Linked DNA regions of Homo sapiens: region 1 is linked to region 2. Evidence: read pairs that join two places in POLR2A ChIA-PET (ENCODE). Cell type or tissue: MCF 10A. All regions are shown on one strand. Links, peaks and the distances in the headings refer to the core of each region. The heading gives the core; the rest is flanking DNA. Region 1 overlaps SAMD8 (sterile alpha motif domain containing 8). Region 2 has its middle 11 kb from the start of VDAC2.

The links. ChIA-PET counts read pairs that join two places held together with the same protein. Peaks named below come from ENCODE experiments on the same cell type or tissue, not always from the same donor. Only the 100,000 strongest peaks of a DNase experiment are listed, where the experiment ranks them.
Region 1: POLR2A ChIA-PET joins it to region 2 with 5 read pairs; 13 of 35 experiments call an interaction of 5 or more read pairs at or near these places.

The regions. Positions count from the first base shown.
Region 1 is chr10:75,136,802-75,152,995 of GRCh38, forward strand. SAMD8 (sterile alpha motif domain containing 8) reads left to right here. Exons shown (of 6, transcript NM_001174156.2): 2 at 13,713-14,305. The coding sequence starts at 13,728. Among named protein-coding and RNA genes, the nearest start is that of SAMD8, 33 kb to the left of the region's middle. RefSeq lists a silencer at 2,191-2,358 and an enhancer at 4,886-5,385. In MCF 10A, for the core only: no CTCF peak of the experiment used is centred there; a DNase peak (open chromatin) is centred at 7,590.
Region 2 is chr10:75,192,085-75,208,278 of GRCh38, forward strand. No RefSeq gene overlaps it. Among named protein-coding and RNA genes, the nearest start is that of VDAC2, 11 kb to the right of the region's middle. RefSeq lists silencers at 1,786-1,986, 15,887-16,181 and an enhancer at 14,973-15,722. In MCF 10A, for the core only: no CTCF peak of the experiment used is centred there; a DNase peak (open chromatin) is centred at 10,847.

The sequences.
Region 1 (16,194 bases), core at 2,814-10,813, 61 kb before region 2:
TCTAGTAAGCATATGAAAAGATGTTCCACATGGCTAATCATTACTGAAATCAAATCAAAATCACAATGAAATACTACTTTATGTCATAAAATGGCTACTATTAAGAAAAAGAACAGAAAATTACAAGTATTAGCAGGAATATAGAGAAATTAGAACACTTTGTGCATATTTCTAGTAGGAATGTAAAATGGTTCAGCTGCTGTGGAAAATGATATGGTGACTCCTCAAAAAATTTAGCAGAATTACTGTACAAGCCAGCAATTCCACTTCTAGGTATATACCTGAAGTAAAAGCAGGGACTTGAACAGATATTTGTTTACCCATGTTCAAAGCAGTATTATTCACAATAGCCAGAAGATGAATGCAGCTTAAGTGTCCATGGATGGATGAATGTGTAAACAAAATGTGATATATACATAGAAGGGGATATTATTCAGCCTTAGAAAGAAAATTCTGGGCTGGGCGTGGTGACTCATGCCTGTAATCCCAGCACTTTGGGAGGCCGAGGTGGGTGGATCATTTGAGGTCAGGAGTTCGAGACCAGCCTGGCCAACATTGTGAAACCCCACCTCTACTAAAAATACAAAAATTAGCTGGGTGTGGTGGCAGGTGCCTGTAGTCCCAGCTACTTGGGAGGCTGAGGCAGGAGAATTGCTTGAACCCGGGAGGCGGAGCTTGCAGCGAGCCAAGATCGTGCCACTGCACTCCAGCCTGGGTGACAGAGTGAGACTCCGTCTCAAAAAAAAAAAAAAGAAAGAAAATTCTGACATACACTACAACACAGATGAACCTTGAAGCCTAAGTGAAATGAGACACAAAAGAACAAATATTGCATGATTCTACTTATGTGAAATATCTAGAATAGGGAAATTCATAACAACAGAATATAGATTAGAGAATACCAGGGACTGAGCATGAGGGGGATAGTGAGTTATTGCTTAATAGGTTACAGGGTTTTTGCTTGGAGTGATGATGAAGTTCTGAAGTTGGATGGTGGTAATTGTGGCACAACATTGTGAATGTATTTAAGGAAACAGAACTATAACACTTAAAATGGTAAAAATGGTAAATTTTATGTATAGTTAACCACACACACAGAAAAGAGCATGTATCTGTTATGCAGGTATTAGGAAACCACTACTACTTGCCCCACAACTGCAGCTGCTTCATGACCCTTACAAAGTTAGTGACTGAAACCTGGAGAATTATGTGCATGTGGTCAGCATTTCCATAATCCTTGTGGATAGCCAAAACTTCAGTAAAACAACTCCCATTTCACCATCTGTTTTCCATATCTCATGAGCATCTCATGAGCATCTAGTTGGCTGAACCTGATTCACATTTGAATCCTAGTAGCAAGGGACCCTGAGGAATAATGATTAGCTTTTCAGACTGTGTAGTAGGAGGAAACGACTAGAGGGAGACTAGAAAGGATACTGAGTGCTGCTTCATCATATCTGCCACAGGCACTGAGTCAGAGGTGATTCGTAGATGGCAGTGCTCCTTTTAGTCAGGTCACCATTTCCAGTAGTATTGAGAATGTCCTGCAGCTGATAAGTTGGAGAGGTAGGGTGGGGACAAAGTCATTATCTCTTTTTGCAGTTAATGGGCTGATTGTGCTATGGTATTTGCAGTTTTAATGTGGTAGAACACATTTGGATTATTTAAATTATTGTAAAGAGATTTGGGTCACTCTAATGGGATGCATTAAAGACTCATTGACTAAAGACTATCTGGGCTAATGTTTAGGAGTACCAAATGTAAGGTTGTTATGTTTATGATAAGCTTTTTTCATTTCATCAAGTATGGATATAAGAATATAATAGAAAATATACTGAGTTCTTTTGCTCTTAGGCTGCTGAAATCTCTAATTAGTATGAACTAAATTTGTTTGGAGAGAAAAGAAACAAATTTACTAGTAAAGCATTTACTTGCTGAAAATTGCACTTCTTAAAAACAGTTTTCAAAAATTCTAACCAGAGGTCACCCAAAAGATAAGATATTTCATATTGTTCAGAACAGTCCGGTGTTTTTATCTGTTATCTGTGACTTAAAACTAAGTTTGAATAATTCCTGTTGATAATCGGATTCTGCAGGAATGACTGTTCTCTCAGCACCTTGATAGGTATTGACCTTTGATGCTTAAGTGGTTTTTTCTTTTTTTTTTTTTTTTTTTGAGACGGAGTTTCGCTCTTGCTGCCCAGGCTAGAGGGCAATGGTGTGAACTCAGTTCACTGCCACCTCCGCCTCCCAGGCTCAAACAATTCTCCCGCCTCAGCCTCCTGAGTAGCTGGAATTACAGGCATGCACCACCACGCCCGATTAATTTTTTTTTTTTTGCATTTTTAATACAGACAGGGTTTCACAACATTGGCCAGGCTGGTCTCAAACTCCTGACCTCAAGTGATCTGCCCACCTCGGCCTTCCAACGTACTGGGATTATAGGCGTGGGTCACCACCCATTAACATTTTGGACAAGTACCAAGCTTTGCATGAAATGCTTTTTAAGGTGGACCACGCTTTAATGGTGTAATAAGAGTTAGTATTTAAATCAGATTTGTTGATACAGTTATTCCACTTCTAGAAATTTAACCTAAAGCAATGCAATGCCATTTATAATAATAATAAAATAGTGAACAATTGTTAACAATGGGGAGATGGATAAATTATTGTATAGTCATACAATGGAATGTTTTAAAACTATCTTTTCAAAAGATATTTAATAGCATTAGACAGGACTCATGCAATAATGTTAAGCAAAATGATACAGAATTATGTATGATGTGATTTCTCTTTATAGAAAATTTTGTGTGTGAGAGAAATATAACAAATTATAAGGAGTGATCCTTTAGGGATTAGTTTTCAAATTTTCTGTTCTTCAGTGAATATATATTGCTTCTATATATTTGGCTTTTTATTATAGAGAGACTTAATTATAAAAGATTCAAACCATGCAGAAACTTGCAGACTAAAAACCCTAAAAATCCTTCCTCTGTCCCCGACCTAGAGAAATGGAGACCAATTCATCAATTTGTTTTTATATGGATTTTGTTTTTGGTGTCACATCTAAGAGATCTTTACCTAACCCAGGTCAGAAAGATTTTCTCCTAGAAATTTTCTAGTCTTAGGTTTTATGTTAGGTCTATGATCCATTTTCAGTTAATTCTTATATGTGGTAGAAGTATGAATTGAGGTTTTTACATATGGGTATCCATTTGTTCCAGCATCATTTAATGAAAAGACTGTGTTTTCTCCACTGAATTGCCTTTGCACATTTGTAGAAAATCAGATATCTATATATGTATAGGTTTGTTTCTGGACTCTATATTCTGTTTCCTTGATTTATGTTAACACCACTTTGTCTTGATTTGAGTACTGAGATAGGCAGAAGTCCCCGGGTTCAAGCAATTCTCCTGCCTTAGCCTCCTGATTAGCTGGGACTACAGGCAAGCACCACCAAGCCGGGCTAATTTTTGTGTTTTTAGTAGAGACAGGGTTTTGCCATATTGGCCAGGCTGGTCTCGAACTCCTAACCCCAAGTGATCCACCCGCCTCTGCCTCCCAAAGTACTGGGATTACAGGCTTGAGCCACCCCGCCCTGTCAAGATACAGAATTCTAAAATGACTCCTAATGACCTATGCTTTTGTATAATGGGAGGGACCTGTAATCCCACCTAATCATGGGATATCACTCCCATGGTGACTAAGAAAGGGAGATTATCCTCAGTGGACCTGATCTAATCAGACAAACCCTTAAAAGGGACTGGGCTTTTCCTGGAGAAATAATCCAAGTACAAGGGAAGGGAATTCAACACAGAAGAAGCTGCTGATTTTTGGGAAAAGAGGAGGCCATGCAGTAAAGAATTCGAGTGGTCGGTAAGCTTACGGTAATTTGTTACAAAGCAATAGAAAACAAATACAGGTAGTTGTATAATAAGTGTTTAAATCAGCTGTTTATGAAATGTATCAATATCTACAAAATTAAAGGCCCGTTGGGATTTTGATTGGAATTGGGTTGAATGTGCAGATAAGTTTGGGGAAAATTGTCCTCTTAACAGTATTGATTCTTCTGACCTACTCATTTCTCATTTTTAGGTGTTCGTCTTAGCAGTGTTTTTTGTTGTTTTCAGCATATAGGTCTTGCCCATGTTTTGTCAGATTTATCCCTGAGTATTTAATATTTTTTATGCTATTATAAATGGTATTTTATACATTTTAATTTTTGATTGTTTGTTGCTAGTATATGGAAATACAATTGATGGCTGGGTGTGATAGCTCACGCCTGTAATCCCACACTTTGGGAGGCTGAGGCAGGTGAATCTCCTGAGCTCAGGAGTTCGAGATGGGTCTGGGCAACATAGCAAAACCCTGTTTCTACCAAAAATATTAAAAATTAGCCAAGTGTGCCAAGTGTGGTGCGCATGCACCTGTGGTCCCAGCTACTTGGAAGGCTGAAGTGGGAGAATGGCTTGAGCCTGGGAGGTGGAGGTTGCAGTGAGCCGAGATCGTGCCACTGCACTCCAACCTGGGTGACAGAGTGACACCCTGTCTCAAAAAAAAAAAAAAAGAAAGGAAGACAATTGATTTTTGTTTGTCGATACTATATGTGGCAATCTTGCTAAACTGACTTATTCTAGTAACTGTTTTTGGTATAGTCTATTGAATTTTCAACATAAATAATCAAGTTGTCAGCAAATAGAGTTTTATTTCTTCCTTTTTAATCTGTATGCCTTTTACTTTTTTTTTTTTTTTTTCCTCGAGATGGAGTCTCACTCTGTCTCCCAGGCTGGAGTTCAGTGGTGCGATCTCCGCTCACTGCAAGCTCCGTCTCCCGGGTTCACGCCATTCTCCTGCCTCAGCCTCCCGAGTAGCTGGGACTACAGGTGCCTGCCACCATGCCCGGCTAATTTTTTGTATTTTTATTAGAGACAGGGTTTCACCGTGTTAGCCAGGATGGTCTCGATCTCCTGACCTCATGATCCACCTGCCTCAGCCTCCCAAAGTGCTGGGATTACAGGCGTGAGCCACCACGCCTGGCCTGCCTTTTGCTTCTTTTTTTTATCTTATTACACTGACCAGAACTTCTGATGTTTTGTAGAAGTGGTGAGAGTGACGGTCTTGCCTTGCATCTTTTTTTTTTCCTTACACTTGCTTTTTAAAAAAATTTTATTTTTATTTTTGTTTTTGAGAAAGAGTCTCACTCTGTTGCCCAGGTGGCTCACTGCAGCCTCCACCTTCTGGGTTCAAGCAATTCTCCTGCCTCAGCCTTCTGAGTACCTGGGATTGCAGGCACCCACCACCATGCCTGGCTAATTTTTGTATTTTTAGTAGAGATGGGGTTTCACCATGTTAGCCAGGCTGGTCTTAAACTCCTGACCTGAGGTGATCCGCCTGTCTCAGCTTCCCAAAGTGCTGGGATTACAGGCATGAGCCAACATGCCCAGCCTTTGTTATTGATTTCTGCCCTCATCATTATTATTTCCTTCTGCTTTGGGTTTAATTTTCTCTTTAGCTTCTTGGTGGTATTATTTTAGCTGATATTAGTGGATTTCCATTTCTCCCAACCTTTGTGCTATTGTTAACATATGTTTTACATATGTTATAAATCCCACAGTACATTGCTTTTTGTTTAAACAGTAAATTATCTTTTTTTTGAGACGAAGTCTTGTTCTGCCACCAGGCTGGAGTGCAGTGGCACGATCTTGGCTCACTGCAACCTCCGCTTCCCAGGTTCAAGCGATTCTTCTGCCTCAGCCTCCTGAGTAGCTGGGACTATAGGCGCGTGCCACCACGCCCAGCTAATTTTTGTATTTTTAGTAGAGACGGGGTTTCACCATGTTGGCCAGGATGGTCTCGATCTCTTGACCATGTGATCCGCCCGCCTCGGCCTCCCAAAGTGCTGGGATTACAGGCATGAGCCACCACCCGGCCTAAATTATCTTTTAAAGAAACTTAAGGCCGGGTGCAGTGCCTCCCATCACTTTGGGAGGCCGAGGCAGGCAGATTACCTGAGGTCAGGAGTCTTGAAAAACCAAACAAAACATCAATACAAATGAATATCCTTCTATCCTGAAGGACAAATGAATGAGGACAGCATCCTCTTCCTTTTCCCACAATGTAATAATTCTTGATTTGAGTGTTTATCATGGCCTTATAAGTGCATTGTTGGCTATTAAAAACTTTCTGTGCTTCCTTACAACAAGCAAAGTTAAAAGCTGGTACTGCGGCTGGGCGCGGTGGCTCACGCCTGTAATCCCAGCACTTTGGGAGGCCGAGGCGGGTGGATCACAAGGTCAGGAGATCAAGACCAGCCTGGCCAACATGGTGAAATCTCGTCTTTACTAAAAATACAAAAATTAGCCTGGTGCAGTGGCACGGGCCCATAATCCCAGCTACTGGGGAGGCTGAGGCAGGAGAATCTCTTGAACCCAGAGGCAGAGGTTGCAGTGAGCCTAGGTCATGCCACTGCACTCCAGGCTGGGTGATAGAGTGAGACTCTGTCTCATAAATAAATAAACTAACTAACTTAAATAGTAAGAAAAAATGTATATATTTATGCATGTGGCTACCATTTTGGTGTTCATTTCTTTGTGTAGATTCATATTTTGGTATGGTAACATTTTCTTTCTGCTTGAAGGACCTTAAATTTTTGTAGTGCATGTCTGCTGGTGATGAAATCAGCTTTTGTGTGTCTGAACAAGTATTTGCCTTTGCTTGTGAATGATATTTCACTGGGCCTACGGTTTTAGGTTGTTGTTTTTTTTTTCTTTCAGTACTTTATGTTGTTTCACTGTATTCTAGCTTGGCTTGAGCCCAGTAAGAAATCTCTTATCATTCTTACCTTTGTTCCTAATGTGTCTGTTTTCTCTTTTTGCTTTTAAGATTTTCTCATTGTCACTGTTTTTAAGTAATTTGATTTTGGTATGCCTTGGTATAGCTTTCTTCTTGTTTCTTATTTTTGGAGTTTGTTAAGCTTCTTGGATACACATGTTTATGGTTTTCACCAAATTTGGAAAATTTTTGGCCATTGTTACTTCAAATATTTTTTCTGTTCTCTCTTGTCTTTTGGAAGCTGTTTGATGTTGTTCCACCTCTCACTGATGTTCTTTCTTTGGTGTGTTTGTGTGTGTGGTAAAATATATACAACCAAATTTATAATTTAAACTTTTTTTTTTTTTTTTTTGGAGTTGGAGTCTTGCTCTGTCACCCAGGCTGAAGTGCAGTGGCACGATCTCGGCTCACTGCAACCTCTGCCTCCCGGGTTCAAGTGATTCTCCTGCCTCAGCCTCCAGAGTAGCTGGGATTACAGGCACCCGCCACCATGCCAGGCTCTTTTTTTCTATTTTTAGTGGAGATGGGGTTTTCACAGTGTTAGCCAGGATGGTCTCCATCTCTTGACCTCGTGACCGCCTACCTCGGCCTCCCAAAGTGCTGGGATTACAGGCGTGAGCCACTGCTCCCGGCTGAAATGATTTTTTTATATAGTTCAGTGGCATTAAGTACATTTACTGTGTTGTGCAACCATTATCACCATCCATCTTTAGAACTTTTAAAAAATCTTCCCAAACTGAAATTCTGTACCTATTAAAAAATGACTCATTCTCCCTGCTCCCAGTCCCTGACAGCCACCATTCTACTTTCTGTTTCTGTGAATTTCACTACTCTAGTTACCTCGTATAAGTGGAATCATACAGTATTTGTCCTTTTGTGACTGGCTTATTTCACTTAGTATAATGTCTTTAAGGCTCATCCATGTTGTAGCATGCGTCAGAACTTCCTTCCTTTTTAAGGCTGAATAATAGTCTCTTTTTTAAAGTTCTCTTTTTTTTCTGTGTTTTATTTTGAAAAGTTTCTTTTCTTTTCATTGTTTTTTTGAGACAGGCTCTTGCTCTGTTGCCCAGGCTGGAGTGCAGTGGCGCGATCTCAGTCCACTGCAGCCTTGAACTCCTGGGCTTAGGTGACCTTCTTGCCTGAGCCTCTGAGTAGCTGGGACTACAAGCATGGGCAACCATGTCTGGCTAATTTTAAAAAATTATTTATAGAGACGAGGTCTCACTATGTTGCCCAGGCAGGTCTTGAACTCATAGGCTTAAGCAATCCTCCCACCTCAGCCTCCCAAAGTGTTGGGATTGCAACCAGCGCCCTTGAATTGTTTCTATTGTTACTTAGTTACATTTATTGCTCTTACCTTCTGCAGTGGCTCAGCAGCTGTTAGTCCCATCCAGGGTATTTTTCATCTCAGATTATTTCATTTTATCTCTAGAACTTGGAGTTGCGTTAGTCTTTTTTTACTTATCTATTTCCTTTTTTGTTGAGATGGTGCAGGGGCAGGGGACATCTCCCTTTGTTGCTCAGGCTGACCTTGAACTCCTGGCCGCAAGGGATCCTCCTGCCTTGCCTCCCAAAGTGCAGGGATTACAGGCGTGAGCCACCACCTGGCCATTATGTGTCTATTTCTTCATTTAACTTTTTGGACAAATGTAATACACAATTATCATAACTGAGTTAATTTCCTTATCTGCTAATTTTATTAAATGTGTCAGTTCTTGATTGATTGATTCTTCTCCTCATTATAAGTGATACTTTCCTGCTTCTTTGCATGCCTGACAATCTTTGAATAGATTCCAGACATTATGAATTAGTTGTTGGACATTATGAATTCATTGTTGGGCTCTAGATACTTTGGTATTTCTATTAATATTCTTGAGCTTTTTGTGGGATGCTGTTCAACTACTTGAACAGAGTTTGATCCTTTTGAGTCTTCCTTTTAAGATTTGTTAGGATGAACCCAGAGACATGTTTAGTCAAGGGTAGGGTTTCTCAATAGCAGCACCATGGCATTTGGGGCCAAATAATTCTTTGTTGGGGGAGGGGATAGTCCTGTGCATTATAGAATGTTTAACATCATTCCCCCCCAAAGTTGTAACAACCAAAAATGTCTTCAGACATTGCCAAATGTTCCAGGAAGTGGGGAGGATTGCCCGCAGTTGAGAGTTGCTGCCTTAGGGTTAGTTTTGCCTTACTACTATGGCAAGATCTTTCTGTGTACTCTACCCAAAGCTGTTCATGAGACCTTTTTTCAATCTGGCTCTTTGGAATAGGTACTTTTCTTGGCCTCATGTGAGTGCTGGGAATTCAATTGGGTGGTCTTTCCTTGGTCTTGGTTAGTTTCCTTACATACATGTGCTGATAGGCATTCAGCTAAATATTCAAGAGAGACCCGCAGATCTCTGGAGTTCTTGTCTGTGTATCTCGTCTCCAGTATTGTGCCCCATAAACACTAGCCATCTTGATTGCCCCAAACTCTCAGCTCCATCTCTTCAACTCAGTGAGCCTGCCAGGCCTCACATGAGTTTCCCATCCTGTGCCTCTTGTGGCTGGGAAACTCAAGGCCGTAACCTGGGGCAGTAGGGTTCACCTTATTTGTTTCCTGGCTCTCAGGGATTTTCCTGATGTCCAGTGTCTTGACACTTTTTTTTTTTTTTTTTTTTTTTTTTTTGGAGACAGAGTTTCGCTCTTGTTGCCCAGGCTGGAGTGCAATGGCACGATCTCAACTCACCGCAACCTCCGCCTCCCGGGTTCAAGCCATTCTTCTGCCTCAGCCTCCCAAGTAGCTGGGATTACAGGCATCTGCCACCACACCTGGCTAATTTTTTGTATTTTTGGTAGAGACAGGGTTTCTGCATGTTGGTCAGGCTGTTCTCAAACTCCCAACCTCAGGTGATCCGCCCACCTCAGCCTCCCTAAGTGCTAGGATTACAGGCGTGAGCCACCGCACCTGGCTGAAACTTTTTTTTCCCCATATATTTTGTTTGTTTTTTGGTTGTTTCAGGTCAGAGGATAAATCTGGTTCTTGTTAGTAAATCTTGGTCAGAAGCACATGTCCTTTAACAGATCATTTATTTGTATTAATTATTGATAAAAGCTGAATTCTTAAACATTTACTAATCTAATTTCCTTATTTTATCAATTTGTATTTATCATTCAAAGTCTCCTGTTCCCTGTAATTCCTTTGGTACAACATAAATATTAAATTGGCCCTAAAGCTTTTTATCATCTTTTAATATACCTCTTTCATGCAGGCTTTCACAGGGTTAGCTAAGTAGTGATTTAGTATGGGCCTCTTAACTATTATATAGTAGCATACAATTAAAGGGCATGCACTGACCTGATAAAGCAGAACAGTGAAATGTGTCATGCTTTTAGGGCATTCCCACAGCAGGCTCAAAGACTTCCAAGAGACTTCCACGTATAACTTATATTTTCTAGCAGCTAAAACGTCAGCATCAAAGCCTATTAGCCTGATTGAGGTTGTAAAGAACTGGTGAGCTAAGACAGTGGAAAAAAACATATAAAAGAAGAGAAGAATCATTTTGAACAGAGTATGAGAGGAAACTGTCCTAACGAATAATGCTACAAGAATGGGAGTGACATGGAACCCATTGGTGGTAAGCTGTTAGAGAAAGGGGAATGTTAACAGACTAGAAATAATGTGACTGAAGAAATCTGGCCTTGTATTTTTTATTTATTTTTTTTTATTTTTGAGACGGAGTCTTACTGTGTTGCCCAGGCTGGAGTGCCGTGGTGTGATCTCTACTAACTGCAACCTTTGCCTGCCAGGTTCAAGCGGTTCTCTGCCTCAACCTCCCTAGTAGCTGAGATTACAGGCGCCCGCCACCATGCCTGGCTAATTTTTTTGCATTTTTAGTAGAGACGGGGTTTCACCATCTTGGCCAGGTTGGTCTTGAACTCATGACCTCGTGATCCACCCGTCTCAGCCTCCCAAAGTGCTGGGATAGGCGTGAGCCACCATGCCCGGCTGGCTTTGTTTTATGTGAAGGAAACTTGTCTCTCAGATTTGCTATATCATAACCACTACAGAGATTATAGCATGTGCTTGTTGGATATCCAAGGATGAAGTAATTTAGTCAGAGATACTTTGGGTAAAAGAAGATATGTATAGTAGGTAGGGTGAAAGCATCTAGTTATCCATGTGAACTAAAACAGCAAAATCATATTTCTAATGGAATTGTATATATGATATAATAAATGATATAAAATAATATAATAAATGTATAAGTTCCATGTGTTAAAGTGAATAAATCATAATTCTTTGACATTTGAGGTGGTGATGATATGCTACAGCTAAAAAGAGTTAAGAGTTTTTGTTATTCCATAATGCATAAGAATTAGACAACTTTGTAAAAAATACAGACTCCTTGTAAATGGATGTTATAATAATTTTCAAAGACAGGGAAACTATGTGGGTCAATAATATAAGTTCTTTTGTGAAACAAAATATGACTTAAGTCTTCCAAAAATTACGATTGCTTTTAGTAATAAAGAAATAAATACTTAATGTTTAACTGACACTTCCCTGACATTCATCTGTGGGTGGATTTTATCAAGCTTATTTCTTGTTTTCTAAATAGTTTTGATGATATAAATGGTGCTCATGTAGTTAGTGTCTGCCTTTGCCAAGTTACTGTAAGTCTTCGTGGCAGGAGTTTATGTGGGTAGGGAAAGAATGCAGAGCAATACCAGCTTTTTTTTTTTTTTTTTTTTTTTTTGAGACAGAGTCTTGCTCTGTCGCCCAGGCTGGTGTGCAATGGCACAATCTCGGCTCACTGCAAGCTCTGCCTCCCAGGTTCACGCCATCCTCCTGCCTCAGCCTCCCAAGTAGCTGGGACTACAGGCGCACGCTGCCATGCCCGGCTAATTTTTTGTATTTTTAGTAGAGATGGGGTTTCACCTTGTTAGCCAGGATGGTCTTGATCTCCTGACCTTGTGATCCACCCGCCTCGGCCTCCCAAAGTGCTGGGATTACAGGCGTGAGCCACCGCGCCCGGCCGCAGTACCAGCTTTTAACTTTGCTTGTTGTAAGGAAGCACAGAAAGTTTTTCATAGCCAACAATGCATTTATAAGGCCATGATAAACACTCAAATCAAGAATTATTACATTGTGGGAAAAGGAAGAGGATGCTGTCCTCATTCATTTGTCCTTCAGGATAGAAGGATATTCATTTGTATTGATGTTTTGTTTGGTTTTTCAAGACTTTGAAAATAAAGTTTAATCTAACATATATAGAGAAAAGTATAGATCACAATTATACAGCTTGATGAATTTTCACAAAAGGAACAAACTCATGTAACTAATATGCAGATTTTTAAAAAAGAACATTTGTATTAGAACAGTTTTTCTTTTTTTCAAGCTGGGTAATAGGCACATAGGTGTTCGTTGTATCATTTTATTCTTTTATGCTTTGAAGTTTGCCTACCATTTTTAAAAAATTATCTCAGGTGGAAATACAATCTTCAGAGGTCTGGAAAGTGTCAGAAAACCTACAGGCTTTAATAGTTGAGAAAGTACTTTTGAGAAATAGTGTTTTTTTCCATGTAGGCCTTTGTCTCCTATGTATCTGATATACTTTATAAACCTGAGAAGGCCCAAGTAACTGAATGTTTTACAATAAAAGAAGAACATAAATAGAGCTGTGTGAAATCAAAGTAGTAAAAATTATTGGTACTTTTTAAAACATAGCACCTTATTGGCCTTTTATTCTGCAGTATAAAGTCTGGGTCATCAAATTTGTGAGTACATGGAAATGACAGTTTTCTTTTAAAAATTTTATTGCTAAAGTCCGTGATAGTTTAAGAATAAAATGCCCTATTCAGTTCTATAATGTAATATTCAAAGCTGTAGAAAGAACTGAGTTATTATTGAGATTCAAATATATGTCTAGTTTAAAGGCTTCATATCTGTTATAGAAATCATTATGTGTGCAGTAGTTAGAAATACGCTTAATCTAAAGGGTTCCCTGGAATTACAGTTATCTACTTTCCTTTATGTTTATTTCCCCCCAGGTGGGGAGATACGTTTTCCATGAACATGGAGATTTCAGAAATCGGATTTTTTTCTCTTTTCTTTGATTTTTAAAAATATAATAAATCTTCCTATATTTCTTGATTTTATGAAAAGTATTAAAATGGGATTTTTCTCAGTTCTCGAGTAGGCTTTTTAATTAAATTGTGACTCATGCAGTGGAAAAGCCATTTGTAAAATGTCGTTCTGTAAAAATGTTTGGTTATTAAATTTTCTTCTGCTGTTGGAGTCATATGCATAAAATTATTAGTGTGTTAATCTATTGAAAACCATTCATTATTGAATAATTTTTGTTTCTTTTACTCTAGAAACCAATAGGATAGTGTAGGTAAATTACTGTTTCTGGGGTGCGTGTGTGTATATACATATGTGTGCGTGTGTGTGTGTGTACATCTCTCTCTCTCTCTCTACATATATATATATATAGTTTTTTGTTTTTTTTTCTTTGAGACGATCTCCCTCTGTTGCCCAGGCTGGAGTGCAGTGGCACAACCATGGCGCACTGCAGCTTTGACCTCCCAGACTCAGGTGATCCTCCCACCTCAGCCTGCCAGGTAGCTGAGACTATAGGTGTCCCACCATGCCCAGGCTAAAATTTTTTTTTTTTTTTTTTTTTGGTAGAGATAGGATCTTGCTACGTGGCCCAGGACTGGTCTCGAACTCCTGGGCTTAAGTGATCCTCCCAACTCAGCCTCCCAAAGTGCTGGGGATTGTAGGCATGAGCCACTGCGCCTGGCCTGTTTCTGGTGTATTTATGTGTGTTTGTCTTTGAAGAAATTGTTAGGACATACTGAAGCTTTTGTTTTGTTTTCCTGTTTTCTCTCTACAGGCAGCGGAGGAGGAAATGGCAGGTCCTAATCAACTCTGCATTCGCCGCTGGACTACCAAGCATGTAGCTGTGTGGCTGAAGGATGAAGGCTTTTTTGAATATGTGGACATTTTATGCAATAAGCACCGACTTGATGGAATCACATTGCTAACATTGACTGAATATGATCTCCGGTCTCCTCCTCTGGAAATCAAAGTCTTAGGGGACATTAAAAGGTTAATGCTCTCAGTCCGAAAATTGCAGAAAATACATATTGATGTTTTAGAAGAGATGGGCTACAACAGTGACAGTCCCATGGGTTCCATGACCCCTTTCATCAGTGCTCTTCAGAGTACAGACTGGCTCTGTAATGGGGAGCTTTCCCATGACTGTGACGGACCCATAACTGACTTGAATTCTGATCAGTACCAGTACATGAATGGTAAAAACAAACATTCTGTTCGAAGATTGGACCCAGAATACTGGAAGACTATACTGAGTTGTATATATGTTTTTATAGTATTTGGATTTACATCTTTCATTATGGTTATAGTCCATGAGCGAGTGCCTGACATGCAGACCTATCCACCACTCCCAGATATATTCTTAGACAGGTAAGTTTTGTTTCTAGTTGCTAAGTTTGTAGGATGTTGCTATAATTAACAGCAATGATACTATATTTATGATAATTATATTGTTTCTTATTGTGGTAGATGTATACTTTCCATTTGCTTTATCTGGCGGTATAAAATGCTTTGAAATTACCTTTTTCACTTAGAGTAAATTAGGCCTTAAGCCTAGGTGTGTGAGAAAAACCACTGCTCTTTTAATTTTTCAATTTAATTTAATTTTAATTTTAATTTAATTTTTTATTTTGAGACAGTCTCACACTGCACTGTCACCCAGGCTGGAATGCAGTGGCATGACCATGGCTCACTGCAGTCTCAACCTCCCGGGCTCAAGCAATCCTCCCACCTCAGCCTCCCAGGAAACTGGGACTGTAGACATGTTCCACCATGCCCAGCTAATTTTTAAGTTTTTTGTAGAAATAGAGTCCCACCGTGTTGCCCAGGCTGGGTGAACTCCTAGGCTGAAACGATCCTCCCACCTTGGCCTCTTAAAGTGTTGGGATTACAGGCATGAGCCATCATGGCCTGGACTGCTTAATTTATTTTTGTGTAGTTATAGCTCCTTGGGTACTTTAGATTTTTTGAGACAGAGTCTCGCTCTGTCACCCAGGCTGGAGTGCAGTGGCATGATCTTGGCTCACTGCAACCTCCACCTCCCTGGTTCAAGCCATTCCCCTGCCTCAGCCTCCTGAGTAGCTGGGATTACAGGAGCCCGCCACCAGGCCCAGCTACTTTTTTTGTATTTTTAGTAGAGATGGGGCTTCACCATATTGGCCAGACTGGTCTTGAACTCCTGACTTCAGGCAGTCCGCCTACCTCGGCCTCCCAAAGGGCTGGGATTACAGGTGTGAGCCACCGCGCTTGGCCAGGTACTTTAGATTTTAAGAGGGTATCTGGAATGATGTTTGTAATAAATGGAACTTGGCTGCCTTTTTTTATTTTTTTTTAAATGAAGAATAGGGTTCTGCTTTTTCAAAAATATTGATGGTGTCATATCACCAAATGAATTGGAACTATCACAAAGAGGACAAGTGGATTCAGTGATAGCATGCTGTTTTATTAAATATTGAATACATAAAAAAATGTAGTATATGTGTAACATATGAAAAATAAGAATAGGGCCGGGCGCGGTGGCTCACGCCTGTAATCCCAGCACTTTGGGAGGCCGAGGCGGGCGGATCACGAGGTCAGGAGATCGAGACCATCCCGGCTAAAACGGTGAAACCCCGTCTCTACTAAAAATACAAAAAATTAGCCGGGCATAGTGGCGGGCGCCTGTAGTCCCAGCTACTTGGGAGGCTGAGGCAGGAGAATGGCGTGAACCCGGGAGGCGGAGCTTGCAGTGAGCCGAGATCCCGCCACTGCACTCCAGCCTAGGCGACAGAGCGAGACTCCGTCTCAAAAAAAAAAAAAAGAAAAAAAAAAAAGAAAAATAAGAATAGAACAGTAGGCCAGGCATGGTGGCTCATGCCTATAATCCCAGCACTTTGGGAGGCCCAGGTGGGAGGATTGCTTGAGTCCAGGAGTTCAAGACTAGCCTACAAGTTCAAGACTTGCAACATAGCAAGACCCCCATCTCTCCAAAAAATTAAAAATTAGCCAAGCATGATGGCACATGCCTGTAGTCCTAACTACTCAGGAGGCCAAGGTGGGAGGATCACTTGAGCCTAACAGGTTGAGGTTACAGTGAGCTATAGTTACACCACTGCACTCCAGCCTGGGCAGCACAGCGAGACCCTGCCTGTCTCCAACAACAATAATAATAATAAAACAGTAAACAAGTACTCAGAACTGTTTTCACATTTTTGATTTTTAAATCTTTTAAAAATTTGGGTATTACTTTCTTGTTTGTTAGTTTTTGGTTTTGTTTTTGT
Region 2 (16,194 bases), core at 8,106-16,105:
GTTCCTTTCCTCTGCTACATATCTTCTTTCTTCTTCTGCATGAGATGAAAAAATTACTCTGCCTTCAGTCCAGCAGATGCACTCGGCTCCCCAGAGGTCAGCGCACCCCAAGCCCAGAGGCCGGCTGGCCTCGGCACGTCTCACTCCACTATCTTCCCTCCTCCCTGAACTCTGTTTACACAAGGCTGGTCTTGGCTCTGAGGCTGCTAGATTTTAAATGCAATCTCACTGGTGACTCACTGGTGCATCGTCATTTGGCTTTGCCTGGAATTAAGTGGAGCAATGCAAATGATTTTTACATTTTTCAATTGAGAAATCACAATTTTTTTTTTTTTGAGACAGGGACTTGGTCTGTCACCCAGGCTGGAGTACAGTGGTGCAATCATGGCTCACTGCAGCCTCAACTTCCTGGGATCAAGCAATCTTCCCACCTCGGCCTCCTGAGTAACTGGGGATACAGGTGCACACAACCACACACAGCTAATTTTTTTAAAATTTAATTTAATTTTTTTTTTTTGAGATAGAGTCTCGCTCTGTCGCCCAGGCTGGGGTGCAGTGGCGCAATCTCGGCTCACTGCAACCTCCGCTTCCTAGGTTGAAGTGATTCTCCTGCCTCAGCCTCCCGAGTAGCTGGGACTACAGGTGCACGCCACCATGCCCAGCTAATTTTTGTATTTGTAGGAGAGACGGGGTTTCACCATGTTGGCCAGGCAGGTCTTGATCTCCTGACCTCATGATCCACCTTCCTCGGCCTCCCAAAGTGCTGGGATTACGGGTGTGAGCCACTGCGCCCAGCCCACGCAGCTGATTTTTAAATTTTTTGTTGTTGTTGTTAGAGAAAGGGTCTCACTTTGTGGCCCAGTCTGGTTTCAAACTCTTGGGCTCAAGCGATCTCCCTGCCTTGGTCTCTCAAAGTGTTGGGATTACAGGCGTGAGCCACTGCACCCAGCCAGCAATCATATTTTTAGACATCTGCCTATGGCCCAGACAGAGTAACAGGGATGAGATTTACTCTTTTGCCTCATCAATGCCCCCTAATTTGTCACTGAGGCCCTAAATATGATCCTCCAGATGCGATATGGGTCTGGTGCTGAGGACAGCCAACCCGTGCTCTCCCTTGACCTGGACTGGGCATATATGGGTCATGACATGGCTGGGGATATGGGCTAAGCAACACCTGGGGGTCTATGTCTTATTTCATGCTTGTAATTTCATGAGGAGGTAGAACTTGAGCAGGCACTGTCTTGCGTAGGTTCCAATCGGGCCTTAGCTGACCTCTCCAGCCTGGTCTTGCTGGGTAACCTTCTCCCCTAATATCCCATCCATTGTCATTTTCATTCTTGCCATATTGTTTGCAGCTGGCTAAATATGTCTTGCAGTTGCAGTATCAGGCCCGAGCACCTTTCCTTCATGTGCTGCCCTTCTTCTCCCTGTCTGCCAAACACATTCTCCTTTTTTTGAGACAGACTCTCGCACTGTCACCCAGGCTGGGGTGCAGTTGGCACGATCTCGGCTCACTGCAACCTCCGCCTCCCCGGTTCAAGTGATTCTCCTGCCTCAGCCTCCCAAGTAGCTGGGACTACAGGTGCCCGCCACCACGCCCAGCTAATTTTTGTATTTATAGTAGAGACAGAGTTTCACCATGTTGGCCAGGCTGGTCTCGATCTCCTGACCTCGTGATCCACCCGCCTCAGCCTCCCAAAGTGCTGGTATTACAGGCGTGAGCCACTGTGCCTGGAGCATCCTCTCTTTTTTTAATAGCCCATGGTGCAACTAAATATATCCTCCTTTTTTTTTTTTTTTTGAGACTAGAGTTTCCCTGTGTCACCCAGGCTGGAATACAGTGGTGCTATCTTGGCTGTTGGCCAGACTGGTCTCAAACTCCTGACCTCAGGTGATCTGCCTGACTCAGCCTCCCAAAGTGCTGGGATTACAGGCGTGAGCCACCACGCCCGGCCTTATGGCCTCCCCACCCTTTTTTTTTTTTTTTTTTTGAGACTGAGTTTCGCTCCTGTTGCTCAGACGAGTGCAGTGGCACGATCTCTGCTCATTGCAACCTTCACCTCCCGGGCTCAAGTGATTCTCCTGCGTCAGCCTCCTGAGTAGCTGGGATTACAGGCACCCACGACCATGCCCGGCTAATTTTTTGTATTTTTAGTAAAGACGGAGTTTCACCATGTTGGCCAGGCTGGTCTCGAACTCCTAACCTCAGGTGATCTACCTGCCTCAGCCTCACAAAGTGTGGGTATTACAGGCGTGAGCCACCGCCCCCAGCCGTATCCCCCATTTTTAAGAATCCATTCAACGCTGAAGCCTTCATGAAGCTCCCTAGGTGAACTGACTCCTCTAACCCCACTGTCCTCTGTTCATACAGCTATCCTTGTACCTACAGCACTTTACAATACTTGCCCATTGTTCATGTCTGTCTCCCTTTCTAGACTGTGAGATTGTTGACTGTTACTTAGACCCCAGCACAGTGTCTGACACATTACTAGTTCCTTAATAAACATTCATAGAAAGGAGGGAGAAAGAATGTGTGTCACAAAATATGAAAGAATAGGGCCGGATCCCCAAACCCCCACCCCTGGAAGAACAGCCCATGCAAAAGCTAAGTATTTCTTTCCAGTGATGGGTACAATGATTTTTTTTTTTTTTTTTTTTTTTTATTGTTTTCCTTTCTTTTTTGAGACAGGATCTCCCTCTGTCATCCAGGCTGGAGTGCAGTGGCGTGATCATGGTTCACTGCAGCCTTGACCTCCTGGGACCAAGTGATCCTTTTCACCTCAGCCTCCCAAGTAGCTGGGATCATAGGCACATGGCCACAAAAAATAATTTGGTCTATTTTTTGTAGAAACGAGGTCTCACTATGTTGCCCAGGCTGGTCTCAAACTCCTGGCCTCAAGTGATCTTCCCACCTCGGCCTCCCAAAGAGCTAGGATTACAGGTGTGAGCCACCGTACCCAGCTGGTACAATGACTTTTGATTTTATGCTAACAGAGCCATTGAGGCATTAGTTGGGACTTCACTAATTTAGAGGGAATGACAAGATGGATAGTTTATTTTAAACCATTTATAAACACAGGGTTCATTAAAATACTGATTGTAAACAAGAGCAAGCATTTCAAGTAAACTTAAACACTTGATGAGTAACCCTTTCTATATAAACAATGGATAGACTGAATTAGGAAATATTCTCATCTGTTCATTAAAGCATATTTCCCTTAAGATCTACACAGAGGAGCAATTTATTAGCATAGTTCCACTAGATTCCTGAGGTAATAAAATGGAGTTTCTTTAAATATACTTTGATTCAGACAAACCAACTCTTGTTAACTGGACCTAGTCATTCTGAATTAACTATGCTTGAAGTTCTTGGCACTGCAGAGAGCAGAGTGATTCATCTAAATGGTGTATCTTTGTAGCTTGTCTCATAAAATTGCTGGAAATGCAGATAAATCGATGTTGTTTTGGAGGTGACGGTGGCGTCCCTGGTACATTTTGGCCTCTATATTTGAATTTCATAAACCCGGTGGCTTTCTACTTGTAGGGCAGCTGTGGCAGCAGCCTCAACTCTCAACAAGAACTCCTCCTACCTTCCCCTCCTCCAACCCCCCAAAAAAACTACAACCACAAAAGCCCACATCTGTATACATACACATACACGTAGAACTTCCCTGTTACATAAGGGCTTAAATGAAGAAAAACAGAGACTGGTCATGGAGGATCATCCAGTTAGAACAGAAGAAGGATCCTGTGGGGAGGAGACCTTGCTACACATGAGCTCCCTTACCTATAAGAGCGAGGAGGTGGCCGGTGCGGTGGCTCACACCTGTAATCTCAGCACTTTGGGAGGCTGAGGCGGGTAGATCACTTGAGGTCAGGAGTTCGAGACCAGCCTAGCCAACACGGTGAAACCCCGTCTCTACTAAAAACACAAAAATTAGCCGGGTGTGGTGGCGGGCACTTGTAATCCCAGCTACTTGGGAGGCTGAGGCAAGAGAATCGCTTGAACCCGGGAGGTGGAGGTTGCAGTGAACCAAGATGGCGCCACTGCACTCCAGCCTGGGCAATAGAGCAAGACTCAGTCTCAAAAAAAAAAAAAAAAAAAAAAAGAGCAAGGAGGCCTTTAGGGCTGGGCTATGCCCCCAAAGTAGGGCCGTAGGCATTTCTTCCTGCTGTGACTTACAGCTGGAAGTAAAATGTCCTGGTGCTATGGTTTCAAGGAACTAATGAGATTTTGGGAAGAGCTGGAGTAAGTGAAAATAACCTTTTCTCCCCTCTGAGAGCAATGCTGGACTCCTGGGACAGAGTGAAGCCCTTAACTGAGCCTCCACAGAGGCCAGGCCACAGCTAGACACATAGGCAGAAGATCTAAGAATTCCAGTAGCTTCCTCCTACAAAGACCTGCAACAGGTTAGTTTGGGAGCCACCACTCCTGAGCTGTGGTTTCCCTTGCCAAGTCAGACTCCTTGGGAAAACTCTAAAACTAAGGTGGCCTGACATGCTGCACTAATGGAGAAGGCCAGGAAAGCCTGGATTCTGTGTGTCCTCATTGTGCTCCCTCATCGATACACTGTCTCTCACCAGCCTTTGGAATTTCCTTCCTTTGGTTTTCTGCCATTTTTTTCTACTTTTGCTGAACTTGAGTCTGAGGCTTTCACTGCTCAAACCGCCCTTCCAGGTTGTATTTAACAGGGCTTAACAAGCACCACCAGGCTGGGCGCAGTGGCTCACGCCTGTAATCCCAACATATTGGGAAGCTGAAGTGGGAGGATCCCTTGAAGCCAGACCAAGCAACATGGTAAGACCCTCTTGTTCCTGGACCAAACTGAGGGTTGGGCTGCTATTTCTCATGGCCCAGTAACAAGATGCAGATGAACTAGGGAGGAAGAGAGTTTTTATTTCTGCAACCAGTGCAAAGGCCTGGAAATTATCACCAGACCAACTCAAAATTACAAAGTTTTCCAGAGCTTATATATGTTCCAAACTATATGTCTTTGTGTAAGTGTGCACATTGTGACACAGGAAGGAGGGGAGATAAAGTGGGAAGAGCCTCAGATGGCAACACAGTTCTAAGAAAGTTCAGCCAGGACAAAAGGTCATCCTCAAGCCAAAGCTGCAGCCTGTTAGAGGAGTCCCGGGTTTTGCAGGGGTGGCCCTGCATGAGTGTAGGTCTTTGGCGGGGAGCAGCCTGCCTGGCATCAGTAGGTCCAGAGCCCAGCAGCTGCAGCAGTCAGCCCTCTGCTCCTCACAACAGCAGATCGGAACAGCACCTTTCTATGATTGCCACAGTGGGCCTGGAAGAACTGGTTAAATTTCAGGGTGGGAATGATATTTAATGCAGCATACTTTTTTAGTCTCTCAAGATCCTTCTGTAAAAAACTGGAGCCATACTGCATTCTCTCAGAGACTCATCCTGCACAAAAGTGGGGCTCTGAGAAGTTACACTTACAAAATGGGTTAATCTTGGTTTAATCCAAAGTTTCCCCAACCTATTTGATCACAGAGCTCTTTCTGTATATGTAAATTATATTAATGACATGTGTAATTATTCAACAAAGCTGTGCTGGCTTAGAAAGTTAAGTTTAGGCCATGCCGTGGAGAGCTTTAACCTGTATGTTACCTGGTATGTGGGTTGCTTCATGGAGAGGTTCTGAAAAGGGGAGTCATGTACTCAGAGCTGTGTTCATCTCGCAGTGGGGTGTAGTGGGGATTGGAGCGAGAGGGTGGTCCTCAAAAGTCCTCAAAGTCATGGCTGATCAGTCCTTACAGCCATAACTAGCCCTGACACTGCCTCAGTTTCCAGACATAGGATGTGACTCATTTGAAATCCAATTGCTTTACTTCCCACCAAAGCTCTAGGAGAACTCAAATTGGTGGGAGAGATGGTGGGTCACCCAGTATCAAACTGACCAAACTCCTACAGCCAGAATAATGGCCCTTTGTCCCTCTGGCCTCCTCATCAGCTTCCCTCTGTATTGAGTGTCCAGGCGGCTGCCAGCCAAATTGCCTGTGTGACTTTCCCAGGCTTCAGAATGCTCCCTTTCCCTCCTTCCATTGCCTCCCACACTGGCCCCAGAGACACAGGGCAGCCACATAGTAGATTCAGGCAGCTGTGGGATGTGAATCACGAGACATTCTCAGTGGTGACCCAGTGAAAGGTCTTGGAGAAGCCCCCTCCCTGCTGCCCAATTTACCCTCACTGTGGAAGCTCCTGTCCTCACTACAAATTTAAAAGGAAAGAATTTTGAAGGCAACTCTGTCAATGGATGCAAGTCATGACTGGAATAGTCCAAAGCAGTGGACTCTTTAAATGTTGTATAAATATTACTAGTCACCCTCCATGGGGAAGGCTTTGACAATGAGGAGGCAATATAAGTGGTGGCTCAGAGTATGCGCCTCACACTCAGAGAGAGCTGGCTTAGATTCTGTCTCTAGCTCTTGAAGAACTAGCTATGCATCCCAAGCCAGGCCTGTGCATCTCCGTAAGCTTGTGTTTCACGCTTAATGGTACCTGTCTCATAGGGTTGTTATGAGAATTAAATAGGCCGGCCATGGTGGTGGGTGCCTGTAATCCCAGCTACTTGGGAGGCTGTGGCAGGAGACTCACTTGAACCTGGGAGTCAGAGGTTGCAGTGAGCCACGATCGTGCCACTGCGCCCCAGCCTGGGTGACAGAGCAAGACTCCATCTCAAAAAAAAAAAAAAGAGAGAGAGAATTAAATAAAGCACATGAATTGTTTCGAGCAATGCCTGGCACAAAGGAAGTGCCTGATATGTGTTAGCCATGACTACTTTGATTGTGTTTATTATTCATGACTAGTGTCATCATTATTAGATATTTGGTGGGTGGTGGGGATAGAGTTGAGTAAGAAACAATTCTCAGCCGGGCGCGGGGGGCTCACAATTGTAATCCCAGTACTTTCAGAGGCTGAGGCGGGTGGATCTCCTGAAGTCAGGAGTTTGAGATCAGCCTGACCAACATGGAGAAACCCCATCTCTACTAAAAATACAAAATTAGCCAGGCGTGGTGGCACATGCCTGTAATCCCAGCTACTTGGGAGGCTGAAGCAGGAGAATCACTTGAACCTGGGAGGCGGAGGTTGTGGTGAGCTGAGATCACGCCATTGCACTCCAGCCTGGGCAACAAGAGTGAAACTCTGTCTCAAAAAAAAAAGAAAGGAGGGCAGGACAGGGCAGGGCAGGGCAGGGCAGGGCAAGATTCTATTGAAGAGCTTGATGGGGAAAGCAGAGTTGTGGTTTTTGGTTTTTTTTAGTATAAAAAAAAAAGTGGGCTGGGGATAGTGGCTCATGCCTGTAATCCCAGAACTTTGAGAGGCCGAGGCAGGAGGATCACTTGAGCCCAGGAGTTCAAGACCAGCCTGGACAATATAGAGAGACCCTGTCTCTACAAAAATAAGAAAAATAGCCAGGTATGGTGGTGCACGTGCCTGTAGTCCCAGCTACTTGGAAGGCTAAGGTGAAAGGATTGCTTGAGCTTGGGAGGTTAAGTCTGCAGTGAGCTGAGATTGCGCCACTGCATTTGTTTTGAAAAATAAGAGAAAAGAAAAAAAAGAAAAAAAGAATATAAAAAGGAAAGGAAGAAAAGAAAAACGAAAATATTGTGTTAATGATGTTCACTCGGAAAATTAAAAAAAAAAAGAAAATATGTAATAAATGTTATAAGGTAACAAATTCCATAGAATTTCAGAGGAAATAAAATGAACTTGTAGCTGGTAAGACAGAAGAAAATTGTGGTGGGAGTATATTTGAGCTGGGCTTTATAAGGATTCAGAGAATTTAACTTAAAACAGTGGGGACAAGGAGGCATTCTAGGTACAGTGAGCATAAGCAATGGCAGTGACACTAAACAAACCGTGATTTGGGAATTGCCTGTGACCTGAATTGGCACAGGTGGCAGGTGGGAAACATGACTGTGACAGAGGCAAGATAGGATCATGGTTCCATCATCATTGTGTCAGGGACCTTATCCTATGGGTAAATGGGAGCCACTGAAGATCCTTGAGCAGGAGTCTCTGCGTTATCCCCACTATTGGGGCTAAGCATTCCCACAGAATGTGCTGAGCTTTTTTTTTTTTTTTTTGAGATGGAGTTTCACTCTTATTGCCCAGGCTGGAGAGCAATGGCGCTATCTCAGCTCACTGCAACCTCTGCCTCCCAGGTTCAAGTGATTCTCCTGCCTCAGCCTCCTGAGTAGCTGGGATTATAGGTGTGCGCCACCACGGCCCGCTAATTTTTATATTTTTAGTAGAGATGGGGTTTCACCATGTTGGTCAAGCTGGTTTCGAACTCCTGACCTCGTGATCCGCCTGCCTCGGCCTCCCAGAGTGCTGGGATTATAGGCGTGAGCCACTGCGCCCAGCTGTGCTGAGCTTTTTAAAGAAACAAAACAGTGTTTCACCAGTGTTCCAACCAGAACTCTGAGCAAGGCCACAGGTTACTGACTGAACAATGAATAGGAAAGCCTTTTTTTTTCTCTTTTTTGAGACAGGGTCTCACTCTGTCACCCAGGCTGGAGTGCAGTGGCGCGACCTCAGCTCACTGCAACCTTCGCCTCCTGGGCTCAAGCGACCCTCCCACCTCAGCCTCCCAAGTACCTGGGAGCACAGGTGTGTGCCACCACACCCAGCTAATTATTTTGTATTTTTTGGTAGAGATGGAGTTTTGCCATGTTGCCCAGGCTGGCCTCAAACTCCTGAGGTCAAGTGATCTGCCCGCCTCAGCATCCCAAAGTTTTGGAATTACAGGCATGAGCCACTGAGCCTGGCTGGAAAGTCCCTTTTTTTTTTTTTCTTTTTTAATTGAGACCGAGTCTGGCTCTTGTTGCCCAGGCTGGAGTGCAGTGGCATGATCTTGGCTCACTTGGCTCACGATCTTGGAGGATCAACCTCCACCTCCTGGGTTCAAGCAATTCTCCTGCCTCAGCCTCCCAAGTAGCTGGGATTACAGGCATGCGCCACCACGCCCAGCTAATTTTTGTATTTTCAGTAGAGATGGGGTTTCACCATGTTGGTCAGACTGCTCTCGAACCCCTGACCTCAAGTGATCTGCCCACCTCGGCTTCCCAAAGTGCTGGTATTACAGGCGTGAGCCACCGCACCCGGCGGGAAAGTCCTTTTATATCAAACTTTATATCAACTCTGAATGGTTAAACTGGGATATCAGTTGAGAGGAGCTGCATGAAGCTTGTACTTAACTTGTGTCCTGACTGTTGAGCTATAACTCCATTATCTGCTTTAATAATCACATTGTATATTAAAGACTAAATCGGGCAGATTAACCCTGAATGTGATCTGGAAAGCCGCAGAATGCTCCTCCTTTCTCCCAGTCACTCCTAGGATTTGATAGACAGTCTAGATCAGTGGTTTTCATGTTTTAGTGTGGCTAAAAATGGCAGCCCGAGGTTGTATACCCAAAACCAGGCACACTGTCCTTTATGCATGATTTAATGGATTTTCACAGGCACTGGCTTGACTTTTGAGCCCACTGAACCCTAGCATGCCCCGCACCTCTGGCCGTTGGCCCTAACTCCCCAAAATATGAGTTCATCTGTTCATTTCTGCTCTTCCTAGTTTTATCCCAGTCTTGTCTGCACTTCCTTCTCCTTGGTTTGAACTTCTACTGTTGCCCTCCTCACCCCATCCCATTGTGCCCCTCTAGAAGCCTGTGCTGTTGTTAACAAACTACCCTAAGTTCTCAGCTGCACCACTGAATGCTCTTTCACTCTCCTCACCTTTCCCCGTGGATACTGGAGCCCAGGGAAGACTCCCTTCCACACCCCACGACTGGACTGGGGCTGGGAGGGGGCCACTTACTTCGCTCGTCACCTCCTATAAGATCACCTGCTTCGAGGTTCATGCCATCAGCTCTGCCATCCTTTACTTCCTGCCATCCTTTATGGCCAGCTTCCTGGTCACACCTCCATGTCCCCTGAAGACTTTGGTACCTGACTCATCGTTGTCCTCCTCATCTCTTATCCTGGCAACACCCTGGTGACATCAGTACCTCTGTCAATAACCTGTGCCGACCCCACCACTGTTTGCTGGGTGTGTGTGGGGGGGGTGCATAGCTTCAACATCTTAGCCTCAGCTACAGCCCTGATCACCTCAGCTCCACTGGGCTTCACTTCACTCCACGCTTCTACAGCTGCTCACCACCTTGAATGTGCCATGGCGAAATCTTGCCTCCCTGTGTCTCACATTCTAACCATAACCCCAGCTTGCAGTCCTCTCTCTCTCTCTCTCTCATTTCATCCTAACATGTTTCAATCACAGGAAGATTCTCAGTCCCTAGCCCCAGTATTGCCCTTCAACCTAGGAAGAGGGGCCCCTCCCCTGGCCCTCATGTTTTGGAGGGCCCCCCCTGGGTCTCATGTTTTGGAGGGCCCCTGCCTTGAGTCTCAGGCTTTGGAGGGCCCCCCTGGGTCTCATGCTTTGGAAGGCCCCACCAGAACCCTTCTCAGGTTGTGCCCATTCCTATGAGGTGAGGAGCCTGCAGGGCCCAGTGAACATGCCCACCAGAGCCCATGCCCACCCTCTCCATATCTAGACCAAACTCTGCATACAGGAGACCTCAGAATTCCTATTTGAAGCCATCCTGAGCCTGCTTCTGGGGCCTGCATGGACTTTCCCTCAGAGTCCCTCCTTCAGAAGATGGACTGAACTGCCAGTGACATACCCCTAAGCCGTTGGGGTGGTCAAGCAGGGTATGTATGTGATGGGGAGAGAGCTTGGATGTGCAGGCTAGGGTGTGCCCCTCCCAGTGTGGGACAGAGGCCAGGGGCAGGAAGAGGAGTGTGTGTCTAGGGCTGGCTCTCCCTGCATGACCTCATCTGGCACAGGCAGGAGGAGGACTGAGTCCTAATAAGGGAACCTCCAAGTTTGCCTGGCTGGATTTCAGAATCTCTGTGGACCTGTGACTTCTGGGTACCTCCTGTTTCCCCCTTTTTGAACAGGGGTGTCTGTAGCAGTTATGCTGTGCCTATCCCACCATTGTGTGTTGATATCTCTTTAGTTCACAGGTCTTCAGATGGAGAGGAACTGCTGTACTCAAGGAACTACACCCAAGGAGCCTCATGTGGCTACCGTGAAGGCTGGGATCTCGGGGAGGTTTTGGGAGGGAGTGAGTATGTTTTCCATGTGGGAGGAATGAAAGTAAATGTGACCATGGCATAGGCTGTGAGGATTTAAAGAATATCCACAAATTGACACTCCTTTCAAAAGATAGGCTGTGGGGGCCTGGTGCAGTGGCTCACTCCTGTAATCCCAGCACTTTGGGAGGCTGAGGTGGTTGGATCACGAGGTCAGGAGTTCAAGACGAGCCTGGCCAAGATGGTGAAACCCTGTCTCTACTAAAAATACAAAAAATTAGTCGGGCGTGGTGGCCGACGCCTGTAATCCCAGCTACTCAAGAGGCTGAGGCGGAGAATTGCTTGAACCCAGGAGGCAGAGGTTGCAGTGAGATCGTGCCACTGCACTCCAGGCTGGGCAACAGGGCGAGACTCCAACTCAAAAAAAAAAAAAAAAAAGGCTGTGGGGATTTAAAGAATATCCACAAATTTTTTGATACTCCTTTCAAAAGCTAGAGCCTAACTTCCCCCTCTTGAGTGTGATCTGGTCTTACTAACTCACTTCTAACAAACAGAATAAGGCAGAAATGATAGTGCGATTTCTGAGGCTGGATCATATAAGACATTGTGGCTTCAGTGTCTCTCTCGGATCACTTGCTCTGAGAGAAGCCAGCGGCCATGTCACAAGGACACCCAGGCGGCCACATGGAGAAGCTCACATGGCAAGGAACTAAGGCCTCCTGCCAAAAGCCACATGAGGGTGCCATCCTGAAAGCAGGTCCTTGAGTGCCGTTAACCCTTCAGATGATTGCAGCCCCAGCTAGCATCTCAACTGCAACCCCCTGAGGGGCCCCAAGCCAGAACCACCCATATAAGCCAGTCCTTAATTTTTGACCCACAGAAACTTTCAGATAATAAAATGCTTGTTTTAGGCCATTAAATTTGGGGGCAATTTGTTACACAGTAATCGCAGCTAATGCTGCTATTTCTTTTATTTATTATTATTATTAAAGACAAGGTTTTGATCTCTCGCCCAGGCTGGAGTGCAATGGCACAATCATAGCTCACTGTAACCTCAAACTCCTGGGCTCAAGCGATCCTCCCAGCCTTAACCTCCCGAGTAGCTGGGACTACAGGCACGTACCACTGTGCCTAGCTAATTTTCATTTTTTGCAGAAATGAGATCTTGCCATGTTGCCCATGCTGGTCTCAAACTCCTGGACTCAAGTGATCCTCCTGCCTTGGCCTCCCAAAGTGCTGGGATTATTGGTGTGAGCCACTGTGTCTGGCCCTAATGCTCTCTGCCCTTGCCTCACTTGACCTCTCCTCAGTTTGTGACACTGTTGAGCACTCCCTTCTCTACCCAGTGCTCTCTTCCTCTGGCTTCCACGAAAATGCTCCTCTTGAGTTCTCTTTTTATCCTCCTGGCTAGTCTTTGTCAGTTCTCTTCATTAGCTCCTTCTCTGCTGCTTGCCCCTAAAAGACTAATGCTCCAGGCTGGGCACTGTGGCTCACACCTGTAATCCCAGCACTTCAGGAGGCCAAGGCAGGTGGATCACGAGGTCAGGAGTTCGAGACCAGCCTGGTGAACATAGTGAAACCCTGTCTCTACTAAAAATACAAAAAAATTAGCCAGGTATGGTGGCACATGCCTGTAGTCCCAGTTACTCCGGAGGCTGAGGCAGAGGTTGCAGTGAGCCAAGACAACGCCATTGCATTCCAGCCTGGGTGACAGAGTGAGACTCTGTCTCAAAACAACAACAACAACAAAAGACTAATGCTCCCCATGGCCTCGTCCTTTAGGCTGCTAGTGTCTTTATTCCTATCCCATAGCTCACTGACTTAAACCACACCCATGGTTAGTCATAATTAAAACTAACTTTTACACCCATGCTTCTGAGCCAGACCTTTCTCCAAAACTTCCTAACTGCCTATTGGACAACTGCATTGCGATGTAGACCTGGCTCCTCATATTCATCCAAAATGGTATCATGGTCTTCACCATTACACCTGCCCCTCTTCCTGCAGACTTTCCCACAGTGGGTGGAACCTTTGTCCTCCCCATTGCTTAAATCAGAAATATTGCTCCCAGCCACCCTAGACTTGTCCTCACTTGCTGCTTTCAGGACCTTCAGCATTTGGCTCCAGCCAACATCTTTAGTCTAATTTCTCAACTTTTTTGATAGCTTGTTCCAGCTTTACTTAATTACTTGTGGTTTCCACCAGGCCCTGTGGTACACACCTGTAGTCCCAGCTACTCATGAGGCTGAGGCAGGAGGATCGCTTGGGAGTTTGAGAACAGCCTGGGCAATGCAGGGAGACCCTGTTTCAAAAACAAACAAACAAAAAACTGGCTGGGCGCAGTAGCTCACACCTGTAATCTCAGCACTTTGGGAGGCCGAGGCAGGCAGATCACCTGAGGTCAGGAGTTTGAGACCAGCCTGGCCAATATGGCGAAACCCTGTCTCTACTAAAAATACAAAAATTAGCCGGGTATGGTGGCACGTGCCTGTAGTCCCAGCTACTCAGGAAGCTGAGGCGGGAGAATCACTTGAACTCGGGAGGCGGAGGTTGCAGTGAGCCAAGATTGTGCCACTGTACTCCAGCCTGGGTGACAGAGCGGGACTGTGTCTCAAACAAAAACAAAAACAAATCAAAAGCAAAAAAATCATATGTGGTTTCCAAACAATTCTTGCCACTTCAAGCACTCCTATGATTTTGCACATCCTCTTTCTAGAATTTTGCCTTCCCAGCCTCCACCTGTTGGCTTTCTAATTTTGGTAAGTCCTGCTTTCAAACTTTAGTGCAAGTAGCTCCTCCATCTGACTGTGCTCAAGGTTCTCTGTATTTACATCTTAGAACTGTACTTGCAGGAGCCGAGTGTGGTGGCTCACACTTGTGATCCAGCTACTTGGGAGGCTGAAATGGGAGGATTGCTTGACGTCAGGAGTTCAAGACCAGCCTGGGCAACACAGCAAGACCCTGCTCCCCACAAAAATACTGTACTTGTGACATCTTGAGCTTGTCTTTCCCATACCCCATCCTTTGTTGGGGCCAATTCTCCATGGTGTTTCTACCCATCTTATGGCAGCTTTTGTCTCAGACTATCTTTCCAAGGATGTTTACTTAGCAAACAGCCTTGGAAGATAGTATCTCTCTCTGGGGCAGAGAAAAGATTTTATTTCCTGAGCAGTATAATAATCTCCCCCTCAGGGATTGTGAACCCCGAAAATTTGAGAAATTTCAGAATTTAGAATTTAAATTTGAGAATTTAGAAAGTTTATTTTGCCAGGTCAGGCATAGTAGCTCATGCTTATAATCCTAGAACTTTGGGAGGCCAATGTGGGTGGATCACCTGAGGTCAGGAGTTCGAGAGCAGCCTGGCCAACATGGTGAAACCCCATCTCTACTAAAAATACAGAAATCAGCCGGGTGTGATGGCAGGTGTCTGTAATCCCAGCTACTTGGGAGGCTGAAGCAGGAGAATCGCTTGAACCTGGGAGACGGAGGTTGCATTGAGCTGAGATTGTGCCACTTCACTCCAGTGTGGCAGTGTGGGCGAAAGAGCGAAACTCTATCTCCTCTGTCTCAAAAAAAAAAAACAAAAAGCAAAAAAAAAAAAACCTGGCGCCGTGGCTCACGCCTGTAATCCTAGCACTTCGGGAGACCGAGGTGGGCGGATCACCTGAGGTCAGGAGTTTGAGAGCAGCCTGGCCAACACAGTAAAGCAGCCATCTCTTTAGTGTGGTAAAATTACAAAAATTAGCCGGGCGTGGTGGTGGCGCTCCTGTAATCCCAGCTACTCAGGAGGCTGAGGCTGAAGAATCGCTTGAATCCAGGAGGCAGAGGTTGCAGTGAGCAGAGATCACACCATTGCACTCCAGCCTGGGTGGTAAGAGCGAAACTCAGTCTCAAAAAGAGAAAAAAAAGAAAGTTTATTTTGCCGAGGTCGAGGACACTTAGCCTTGACACAGCCTCAGGAGGTCTTGACGACATGTAACCAAGGTGGTCAGAGCACAGCTTGGTTTTATACATTTTAGAGAAACGTAAGACATCAATCAACATATGTAAAATAAACATTGGTTCGGTCAAGAAAGGCAGGACAACTTAAAGTGGTCAGGAAGGGCGGGACAACTCGAAGTGGGGAGAGGGCTTCCAGGTCACAAGTAGGTGAGAGACAAATGGTTGCAATGAGTTTCTGATTAGCCTCTCCAAAGGAGGCAATCAGATACGCATTTATCTCAGTGAGCGGAAGGATGACTTTGAACAGAATGGGAGGCAGGTTTGCCCTAAGCAGTTCCCAGCTTGACTTTTCCCTTTAGCTTAATGATCTTGGGGGCCCAAGATATTTTCCTTTCACAGTATGAAGGTTGGGCAGATTTGTTAGCAGCTCCTTCTAAGACACGTGGTTTTGTAAGCTTAGGGTTCCTTGGCTGTGACACGAATGCATGCTGTGCACAGCATCCACCTAAGCTGCTCTGGCATCATCCTTGAGGGACACAGAGGACAGGGGGAATTGAGGCAAAACACGAAGCTTACACTGCCTGCTGGGCCACAAGTAAGAGAGTCTTTTGTCCTTGACCCATACGTCTCATGTCTTCTGCTAGCATCTGTGAGCCTCTGAAACTATGGCAGACTAACTTGATAGTTTGCAAGTAGGGTAAACTTTTGGACCCTCCCCTGTTCTTGACATCTTTACACACACTTGACTGTTAAGTGCCTTGAGAGTAGGGACTGTGTCTCAGTGGACTTTGCTTACCCTGTGGATGACACAAAGTAGTTGCTTGTGGTAGGTAGTAACTACCTACTAATGCCGCTTTGGTCTAAAGGACTTTGGATGTAAGCACTCATATTTATTTACTAAATTCAGCTCTGGAAAAAACTGCCATTATTCCCCTGTTTAGCCACAGATCTTCTTCCCCTGGTCATTAGGTATTGTGTACATTCCTTGGGTTTGCAGAAGGTGAAGCCACAGAGAAAGTGAAGTGCAGGGGGCTACAAATTGCTACAGAAAATTCACATTGTGAATAAGCCCTGCTGCAGGTAGTGGAGGTGACTCATTTATCAGACTGGGTGTTTCGGGGAGGTAGGGTGCTGTGGTGCAGT